Regions from separate parts of the Homo sapiens genome. Here region 2 is linked to region 1. A link is an interaction called in ENCODE POLR2A ChIA-PET data of the cell type or tissue named here. Cell type or tissue: PC-9. All regions are shown on one strand. Links, peaks and the distances in the headings refer to the core of each region. The heading gives the core; the rest is flanking DNA. Region 1 overlaps SPTLC2 (serine palmitoyltransferase long chain base subunit 2). Region 2 has its middle 5.5 kb from the start of SPTLC2.

Region 1 (5,381 bases), core at 87-5,086:
GGAGTAAGGCCACAGGGCCTCCAATTTGGCTTACGATAGGGGTGGGGGATTGTTAAATACGAATTGTGTGGTCTGAGTAATCAGCTGAAGCCAGCGGGTGAACTGGCCTGACAGACACCAAAGGAAGCCCTGAATTCTGAAGCAGTGTTGTTCCCAAGACAATTAAAGAAACGTGTGATCTGGAGAGCTCATGCCAGTCAGCCATTCTGCTAGCAGAAAAGATGTGCCGTGTTACAGCAGATCCCCCACAGCTGCAGAATCCTCAGAATTTGCGGATTAATGTTAAACTGCCAAGCTTAACATTTCAAGGACCAGATTTTAATTAAATACAGGTTCATTTTGAAGCCTCTGAACCACTATTACATATCAGGGACACTTTTTTTTTTTTTTGAGACAGAGCCTTGCTCTGTTGCTCAGGCTGGAGTACAGTCGTGTGATCTTGCCTTACTACAGCTTCTGCCTCCAAGCTTCGAGAGATTCTCATGCCTCAGCCTCCTGAGTAGCTGGGACTACAGGTGCATGCCACCACACATAGCTAATTTTTTGTATTTTTGGTAGAGACGGGATTTCACCATGTTGCCCAGGCTGGTTATTTCAGTTTTGTGAAGGACACCATATAGGAGAAGACTGCTTTAGGATTGACTTTAAAAGTATTTGTGAGCTGTCAATTTTAACTTTAAAAGGAGTTAAAGGAAACTCCTATTAGAAGTCTCCAATGCCTGCATCACCAAAGAGTTGAAATCTTTGAGGACAGCAGGTCCTCTGTAATGAGTGCTTTTTCACTCCTCCTGGTTTCTGTTCTTGTTTTCCCCTTTGCAGCGCCTTTGGACGGGAGATGCTGAAGCGGAACATCGGTGTCGTTGTGGTTGGATTTCCTGCCACCCCAATTATTGAGTCCAGAGCCAGGTTTTGCCTGTCAGCAGCTCATACCAAAGAAATACTTGATACTGTAAGTAGGCACTTTCACCTTGATATAAATATGCCTTTTATTAAAAGGGCCTGTATATTAGATGAAATTCATAATATATTGATCTTGATGTTCTTGTGAGCACCTAAGACAGAGGGGGTGACAGTGCTACCAAAAACATTGGCATTTACAAAAAAACTGTCACCCACCACACCTGCATCATGAGAGCTCTGGAGAATTTTCCGGCTTTGTCTTGCTCTACTGTCTCCCTCACTATGGACTCTACAATTCTCTTTCCACTCTAGCTATTTCTACATTAAGCTTTCTCATATGTTGTTCTGTCTAAAATTTTCTCTCTTGAGCTTTCTCTCCCCTCTGCCTGGCTGACTGCCACTCATTCTTCACATCTCCATTTAAAGGAAAATTGCTCAGGGGCGCCCCACACCTTCTTGCTCTGTGTTCCCTTGGAATCCTGAGATTCTCCCTTACTAAATTCTTCACACCTATAATTATTTAATAGCAGTCTTCTCCATTAGATAAATATTGAGGATAGGAATAAGTCTGTTTTACTGATTCTATATCCCAGCACCCACCACACTGCCAGGCATCTAGTTGGGGATCATTATTACTAAGCTTAATTATTTATTATCTCAAGATATTCTCATCTCTATATATTCTCTTAATATGTTATTGTTGCAAGTCTAAGATTTCAGAGTTTAAATCATTATTGCCATCTGGGAGTTTATAAAGCTTTAGAACATGACATTTGCATAAAATTAGTTGCTAGAAATATCCATTAATGAGTTAGAGAGCTACTAATTTTTTTTTTCTTTTTTGAGAGAGAGTTTTGCCCTTGTTGCCCAGGCTGGAGTGCAATGGCGTGATCTCAGCTCACCACATCCTCTGCCTCCTGGGTTCAAGCAATTCTGCCTCAGCCCCCTGAGTAGCTGGGATTACAGGCATGCGCCACCATGCCCAGCTAGTTTTGTATTTTTAGTAGAGTCAGGGTTTCTCCATGTTGGTCAGGCTGGTCTCGAACTCCCGACCTCAGGTGATCCGCCTGCCTCAGCCTCCCAAAGTGCTGGGATTGCAGGCGTGAGCCACTGCCTGGCAAGAGCTACTAATCCTAAAGAACATTATGAATGCTTCTTTATAAAAGTTAATTATAACAATTTGATGGACATTTTGTATTCCTGAATAGCCGAAGACTTGACTTTTCTTCTCTGTTTCTACACAGCAAAATTTCTATGAGTATAAGTGTATTCCCTTTTAAAAAACAAAATTGTAGTAAGAACACTTAACATGAGATCTGTCCTCTTAACAAATTTTTCCATGTCGAATACAGTATTGTTAACTATAGGCACAGTGTTGTGAGCATATTCTTAATTACATTCTGACAATATCCAATTAGATTCAACTTTTTGATATTGTATCTTTTTTTTCTTTATTTTGATTATGCCTGTCAGATTTTTCCAATGGATTTTTCTCATTTCTCAGAAATTTTACTGGTGAATTTCTGTGATGATTTTTTTTAACCTAGAGATTTCAGCTTTTCTTTCCTTCCTACTCTATTGATGTTTTAAGAATTTTCTTTTTTCTTTCTCATGTTCACCTGTTAACTCAGAATTTCAATGTGCCTTTAAAAAAAAGTCTGTGTAACTATAACCAGTGTCTATGGCAGTAATCCATGCCTTCTGACCACAACTTTGACTTCTGAGAACTGTACACATTCATGAAAGAATTTAGATGTAACCAGGATATCTCCTTAGGATATCTAAGGAGATTTCTGTTGCCAACAAGTATGTTTGCCAACTGAGAGTTCTAATCCTTTTCATAAGATTCTCTTGAGGGATTGTTGGGCTTTGCCTCCCATTTAGTTTTTTAAAGCATAAAGTGCATTTTTTGAAACCATGGATTTGTTAAAGTCATTTTGTCTTATGATGTTTTATGGAACTAAACGTGTACTAGACCATTATGAGATACAAATTAATTTTCATTTAATAATGGGCCTCATGACATGATTCTGTATATAGAAAGTGCTGTAAAATACACACACACACATGCGCGCGCGCGCACACACACACACACACAGCTAGAGCTCATAAATGAATTCATCAAAGTTGCAGGGTAAAAGATCAGCACACAAAAAATTAGTGCTTTTATACACCAGCAATGAACAAATGAAAAGAAAATTTCTTTTACAATTTTCAAAAGAAGAAAATACCTAGTAATAAACTTAAGAAAGCCTTTCCTGGCTGGGTGCGGTGGCTCACACCTGTAATCCCAGCACTTTGGGAGGTCAGGCGTTTGAGATCAGCCTTGCCAACACAGTGAAACCTCATCTCTACTGAAAATACAAAAAATTAGCCAGGCATGGTGGGGGGCACCTGTAATCCCAGCTACTCGGGAGACTGAGGCGGAAGAACCACTTGAATCTGGGAGGCGGAGGTTGCAGTGAGCTGAGATCGCACCACTGCACTCCAGCCCGGGCGACAGTGCGAGACTCTGTCTCAAAAAAAAAAAAAAAAAAAAAAAAAGCCTTTCCCTTGTACACTGGCTAATTTACACTTGTACACTGTATTTTTAGATGTGTATATTGAAAACTATAAAACTTTGCTGAAAGAAATTACAGAAGACTTAAAGAAATGGAATGACATCCTGTGTTCATGGATTGGAAGATTTAATATTGTTAAGATGGCAGTATAGCAACCTACAGATCCTGTGTTCAGCATTTCTCAGAAAAAAATGGACTGGGAGACCCTAAGCCACTGGCCCTTTTTTGCAGAAATTAAAAGGCTGATCCTCAAATGTATATGGAACTGGCAGGGAATAGCTAAAATAGTACTGAAAAGGAAAAGCAAAGTGGGAGGACTCACACTTCTTAATTTTAAAACAAAGCTAATTACTACAAAGCTACAGTAATTACAACAGTCGAGTACTAGCATAAGGATAGACGTATAGACCAGTGAAGTAGAATTCAGAGTTCAGAAATAAAGCACAAGCATCTATGGCCAATTTGTTTTCAACAAGGGAGCCAAGACCAGTCAATGAGAAAAGAATAGTCTCTTCAACAAACAGTACTAGGTCAGCTGGATGCAGAAGAGTGAAGTTTTAACCCTACAGCATGGATAAACCTTGAAAACATTAGGCTAAATGAAAGAAGCCAAAACAAAGACTACATAACTTACAATTCCATTTATAAGAGATGTCCAGAACAGGCAAATCATAGGGTCAGAAAATAGATTGGTGGCAGCCAGCCTGAGAGGAGGGGGAGTGAGGATTGAGACAACGAGTATTGGGTTGCTTTTTAGGGTGATAAAAATACTCTAAAACTAGATAGTGACAAAAGTTGCACAACTCTGTGAATATACTTAGAAGCAATGAATTGTATACTTTAAAAGTGAATTTTGCTGAATGTGAATTGTATCTCAAAGCTATAATTTTGTTATTTTTTAAAATGGGAAGCGCAAGGATATTGGCTCAGGGGAGCGGCAGGATGGCTGTCCTAGAGGATTCGGTTACTCAGCTCTATAATGAATACATGTTTTTCTCCTAGAAACCCACCTTACCTGTGATCTAGAGGTTCTGTGTAGACTGTTAATGAATGGCGATGCATGTAATGGCTGCCTGTCCCTAACATACCCAAATACCCCACACAAGAGTCAGCACTCATTAGAATGTCATCTTATATTCACATGACACCGATTTGTCTGAAATATTTGGAGTGGGATCAAAGGAAATCTTGTAATCTAGATCCCCTTGGGCTACTGAGGATTTCTTTTTCTATCTAATGATTACTTTTCTACATTGATGAAAAAATTCTAGATTCTTCTAAAGTTTATAAATGTCCATTACTTTGTGATCTTAGTCATGTGCACTTTTGTCTTATTATTATTATTTTGAGGCAGGGTCTCAGTCACCCAGGCTGGAGTACAGTGGCATGATCTTGGCTCACTGCAGCCTCCATCTCCCAGCCTCAAGGGATCGTCCCACCTCAGCCTCCAGCATAGCTGGGACTATGCCTGCCAATTTTTTTTTCTTTTAAGAGACGAGGTCTTACTATGTTGCCCAGGCTGGTCTCAAACTCCTGGGTTCAAGCAGTCCGCCTGCCTTGGCCTCCCAAAGTGCTGTGATTACAGGCTTGAGCCACCGTGTTCAGCCTTGACTTTTTTTTTTTTTTTTTTGAGACAGAGTTTTGCTCTTGTTGCCCAGGCTGGAGGGCAATGGCATGAACTCAACTCACCGCAGCCTCCGCCCCCTGGGTTCAAGCGATTCTCCTGCCTCAGCCTCCCGAGTAGCTGGGATTACAGGCATGTGCCACCACGCCCAGCTAATTTTGTATTTTCAGTAGAGACAGGGTTTCTCCATGTTGGTCAGGCTGATCTCAAACTCCCGACCTCAGGTGATCTGCCCATCTCAGCCTCCCAAAGTGCTGGAATTATACAGACATGAGCCACCGCGCCCGGCCAGCTTT
Region 2 (5,381 bases), core at 281-5,280, 110 kb before region 1:
AGGCAGGAGAATCACTAGAACCCAGGAGGTGGAGGCTGCAGTGAGCCGAGACTGTGCCACTGCACTCCAGCCTGAGCAACTGAGTGAGATTTTGTCTGAAAGAAAAAAAAAAGTTCTTTCCCTGTCAACTCTTTTGGGCATCCCTGTTGCATTCCCATTGCCTATTCTAATTCCCATACTTTTTGGGACATTCATTGAAGGAAGCTGTCATGTGGCTTTAGAGTCATTGGGAGCATAAACAACAGAATAGTCTTCTTCTAGATATAGGTTAAAATGGCCCCCCAAGATATTAGGCACCAAAAATTATTGGTGTTGGAAGTGGTACACGATAGAGAAAAAATGTGAGAAAAAGTTAGCAAAATATTGAGGGTAGAGGAAGAACCCCAAAGACCATTTTAAAAGAAGTTATGTTGTCCATGAATATGTAACATTGCACAGTAAATATAAAGAAAGTGATGGCGACAATAGCTAAATCTTCTAAGGGTTCTATGATGAAGTGGAAAAGAATGACAGCTTTACCTTTCACCTATTCTGTTTAAATATGCAAATTCCATCACACCATTGAATGCGTATGTCACATTGCCTAGGAACATATGCAACTTCTTATTTATGTCTTCTTTTTTTAAAAAGGCAATTTTTTTTGTTTTTTTAATTGAGATATACTTCACATTCAGTACAATTCAATTTTCGCCATTCTGAGTTCACAATATATAATATTCAGAGTTGGTGGTGTGTTGTCTTATGAGTCCTTTATTGCTCCTTTTTTTTTTTTGAGACAGTCTCACTCTGTTGCCTAGGCTGGAGTGCAGTCACACCATCACAGCTCACTGCAACCTCTGCCTCCCCACTTCAAGTGATTCTCCTGCCTCAGCCTCCTTAGTAGCTGGGATTACAGGTGTGCGCCACCATGCCTGGCTAATTTTTTTTTTTTTAGTAGAGATGAGGTTTCACCATGTTGCCCAGGCTGGTCTTGAACTCCTGTCCTCAGGTGATCCACCCACCTTGGTGTCCCAAAGTGCTGGGATTACAGGCCTGAGCCACTGTGCCCCACCCTTTATTGCTCTCTTAGAGAGTTAATGCTCTGTCTGTATTTCTGTTTTTCTTATACAGCTACATATACAAAGAATGTTTATTAATGGCTTTAGGATAATGATTTGATGAAGATGAAGATATCAATCACTTAAATCAGTTAAATAAACACACAGAACAGACAGTTACCATAGGGAGGGATTAATTTGAGATAACTTTTGTAGGTCAGATTTGTGGAGGAGGGAGAGTCTAAATGCAGTCTTTCTTGTAATATCATCTGAAAATGTTGAGACTCTCCAAGGCATTCCCACTTCCTGCTTCTTACTGTTGTCATCATATTTAACATGATCAGTGCAATGGACATCTGTGGCTTATGCCTACTCAGCACCCTTTTTTCTGGCAACAGCACCCATCTTCTCCCAGAGGAAAACCAATAGTCTCCCCTTCTCTGAGCCTGTGGCTCAGAATTGGTGGAGTGGGTGGGCAGAAGATTCAGGCCTGGCCAATCAATTCAACAGTCACCTGATGCATGTGACCCAAGCTGGGCCAACAGAAGTCTACTTAGGAATCTCGAGAAGACTACAGAAAACAGGCAGTGTCTTTCAGCTGAAGTTTTAAAGCTGATTGAATGGAAGCTTGCCCACCACAAGCCATCTTTGCCATCACATGCTGGCAGCCTTTCTGGGAATAAAGCTAATTCAGAGGGACCCCAAGCCAGAGATGGAGACAGATTTCTTTTTTTTTTTTTTTTTGGAGATGGATTTCTGATGATATCGCTTGAGTACCTAGATCCAATCAGATCTACCCTTAGTTTTTGGTTATGTGAGTCAATAAATCATCTTTATGCTTAATTCAATTTAAATTCAGTTTCAAAACTTGCAACTCAGAGTCTTGGCTAACACCACCACCATTAATCTGCATCACCATCTCCTCTCCTCCCTCTTGAAGCCAGAAGTAAAAGTCCACTTGCTTCCTGGAGCAGAACCTGAAATGATTGCAACATTCAGCCAGGTGAGTGCCCAGAGGAAGTCCAGGGTGGCAGTGTGGGGTGTGGTGGAGGAAGCTCTCAGGTGCTTCTGGAGCAGAGGTAACTCAAGGGCAGAGACCTGCCATTGAGACATAAGCTCTGGCTGCCCATTCCTGGAGCACTCATCTGTATTATTGCAGAACTCCCATTGCAAACGCTTTGTTGGGTACAGATTAAAATCTCTACTAAGTGCTTAGCTGGCACCCTGGAGGTGTATAATCAGAAACCATCATTCCTCTTAAAGCTTCATGTTTGCATGCAAACATTCATTTAAATAGCTCAGGCCTCAGGGTCATAATGCAATTCTAAACTCTTGTCCCAGGACCTGCCCAGTTTTGTGGATGCAAATATTGCCACTGAAAATAGTCCAAAAACAGCATCCAAGATTTTCCACAAAAGTAGGATCAGAAACCCAGGGAGAGAATTAGTCTATTTCACTTACTCTATTAGATTAGGAATAATGAAAGGGGAAAGAGCAGACGCATTTCTTGTAAATCAAGACTGAAAGCTCTACAAGTGCAAATACCATGTTTCTTTCTATTTGTCATTGTATTTGCAGTACCCAACATGATGGCCAGCAAAAAATACTTGTGTGATTGGCCTAATAGATAAATGAATGAATGAAGCAAGAAAAGTTTGAAAAGGGAAGACCAGGCCAGGCATGGTGGCTCATGTTTGTAATCCCAACACTTTGGGAAGCCAAGGTGGGTGGATCACTTGAGGTCAGGAGTTCAAGACCAGCCTGGCCAGGATGGCAAAACCCCGTCTCTACTAAAAATACAAAAATTAGCTGGGCATGGTAGCATGCACCTGTAATTCCAGCTACTTGGGAGATACAAGAATCGCTCAAACCCAGAAGGCAGAGATTGCAGTGAGCTCAGATCACACCACTACACTCCAGCCTGGGCAACAGAGTGAAGTTCCATCTCAAAAAAGAAAAAAAAGAAAAGAAAGAAAGAAAAAGAAAAGGGAAGACCAAATGATGCTCTCAGAGTCAGGTTCAAATAATACCTCTGCATCATCTATCTCTGGTTTTTGTGCAAAAGCAGATTACTTCTGAAGGGCCCTTTCCATTCCATCTTGTGGTTCTTCTTTTTTTTCTTTTTTCTTGAGATGGGGTCTTGCTATGCTGCCCAGGCTGGTCTTGAACTCCTGCGCTCATGTGTTCCTCCTGCCTCAGCCTCCTGAAGAGCTAAGATTACATGTGCCTACCACAATACACAACTCTATCTTGTGATTCATCTGCAGCCTTGACTGATATAAAGGACATTGGCCATTTCTGCCTGCCCAGTGTCCATTCCCTTTTTCTATTAAGTCCCCCATTTCCCTTTGGGAAATCATCTCTTCTCATTTAACGTACTCTTCTTAAGAGGGTGTGTCTTGGTAAGCACCTCCCATCATGAAAGGTGAAGGACACTTTTTCCTTTTGTTTGCACCTTTTAGGACCAGTGCGACGTAAACTCAAACAAGCAGATATTCTCTCCAGTATTTGACTCTTGACCAAGTGACCCAACAATGGAAGGGGTAGTTAGAAGTCATTTATTTTGGCAGGGGTGTTGCTAAGAGAAAAAATTCAAAGAAATTAAATTTAGACCGGGCACAGTGGCTCGCGCCTGTAATCCTAGCACTTTAGGAGGCCTAGGTGGGTGGATCGCCTGAAATCAGGAGTTCAAGACCAGCCTGGCCAATGTGGTGAAACCCTGTCTCTATTAAAAATACAAAAATTAGCCAGGTGTGGCGGCGGGAGCCTGTAATCCCAGCTACTTGGGAGGCTAAGGCAGAAGAATCACTTGAACCCAAGAGGCAGAGGTTGCAGTGAGCCGACATCGTGCCATTGCGCTTCAGCCTGGGCAACAGGAGCGAAACTCCATCCTAAAAAAAAAAAAAAAAGAAAAGAAAAGAAAAGAAAAGAAAAAAAGAAATAAATTAAATTTAACAGAATTTAACTGAGCAAATAATGATCCTCAAATTGGGCAGCCCCCATCCAGAATCAGAAGGTTCAGAGAGATTCCAGCACTGTCACATGGTGAGACAGGATTTATGAATAGAAAAAGGAAAGCAACATACAGAAAACAGAAGTGAGACACAGAAACAGTTGGAATGGTTATAGCTTGGCATTTGCCTTATTTGAACACTGAACAGTTGGCTGCCTGTTGAGTGGTTGAAGTATGGCTTCTGTGATTGCCTGAGGCTTGGCTACTTGTTTGGGTTTTTTGTTTGTTTGTTTTTGTTTTTGAGACGGAGTTTTGCTCTTATTGCCCAGGCTGGAGTGCAATGGCGCGATCTCGGCTCACTGCAACCTCCACCTCGCGGGTTCAAGCGATTCTCCTGCCTCAGCCTCCCGCCCGCCACCACGCTGGATAATATTTTTGTATTTTTAGTAGAGATGGGGGTTTCACCATGTTCGCCAGTCTGGTCTCGAGCTCCTGACCTCAGGTGATCCGACCCCCTCGGCCTCCCAAAGTGCTGGGATTATAGGTGTGAGCCACTGCACCCGCCAGCCTCCTTCTTTAACATCCATTCTAAGCTATTGCTATTTGTCCTTTTCACTCCCGGGTTCTATCTCCTTGTAGTGAACACTGTTAGGGTTGTTCCTCCCTTCTCTGCTATGATTCTTCCTTGTCTATAACTGATTCCTCCCCTCCAGCAGTTTGACCTTGTGCTCTGGCCATTGCGATTGGTCAGATTTACCCATCCTCACCATAAGCTAGGCCAATCAGATTTCTTTTTCCTGAGAGTGTAGAAGTTTGACCTCATGAATATGAAAGTTGTAGGTTGTTGAGAGCTAAGCACCAGAAGTGGTTTGGTTAGGAGGAAGGAAGGTCTATAATTTTCTGCTGCTGAGGTTTAGGATTTTCCTGAGTGCCAACACTTCCCTGTCTTCAGGAGAGTTCCAATAAATTTACCTTTCTTGAATAAGTTTTTTAAAATTGGCTTATGTTATCTGCAACCAAAGAACCTCAATTAACACAGTCTCCATGTGATAGAAGGTTCCTTGGAGACAAGGCCAAAATTTTTTTTTTTTTTTTTTTTTGAGACAGAGTCTCTCTCTGTCACCCAGGCTAAAGTGCAGTGGCACAATCTCGGCTCACTGTAACCTCTGCCTCCCAAGTTCAAGCAAGTCTTGTGCCTCAGCCTCCAAGTAGCTGAGATTACAGGCATGTGCCACTACGCCCGGCTAATTTTTGTATTTTCTGGAGAGACGGGGTTTCACCATGTTGGTCAGGCTGGTCTCGAACTCCTGGCCTCACGTGATCCATCTACCTCGGCCTCCCAAAGTGCTGAGATTACAAGTGTGAGCCACCATGTCCAGCCAAGGCCAAAT

Evidence for each region. Peaks named below come from ENCODE experiments on the same cell type or tissue, not always from the same donor. Only the 100,000 strongest peaks of a DNase experiment are listed, where the experiment ranks them.
Region 2: POLR2A ChIA-PET joins it to region 1 with 6 read pairs; 4 of 35 experiments call an interaction of 5 or more read pairs at or near these places.

What each region holds. Positions count from the first base shown.
Region 1 is chr14:77,513,606-77,518,986 of GRCh38, reverse strand. It overlaps SPTLC2 (serine palmitoyltransferase long chain base subunit 2), which reads left to right. Exons shown (of 12, transcript NM_004863.4): 11 at 820-949. Among named protein-coding and RNA genes, the nearest start is that of ISM2, 17 kb to the right of the region's middle. In PC-9, for the core only: no CTCF peak of the experiment used is centred there; no DNase peak of the experiment used is centred there.
Region 2 is chr14:77,619,473-77,624,853 of GRCh38, reverse strand. No RefSeq gene overlaps it. Among named protein-coding and RNA genes, the nearest start is that of SPTLC2, 5.5 kb to the right of the region's middle. In PC-9, for the core only: no CTCF peak of the experiment used is centred there; DNase peaks (open chromatin) are centred at 1,363 and 2,173; H3K4me3 peaks cover 449 bases; H3K27ac peaks cover 2,526 bases.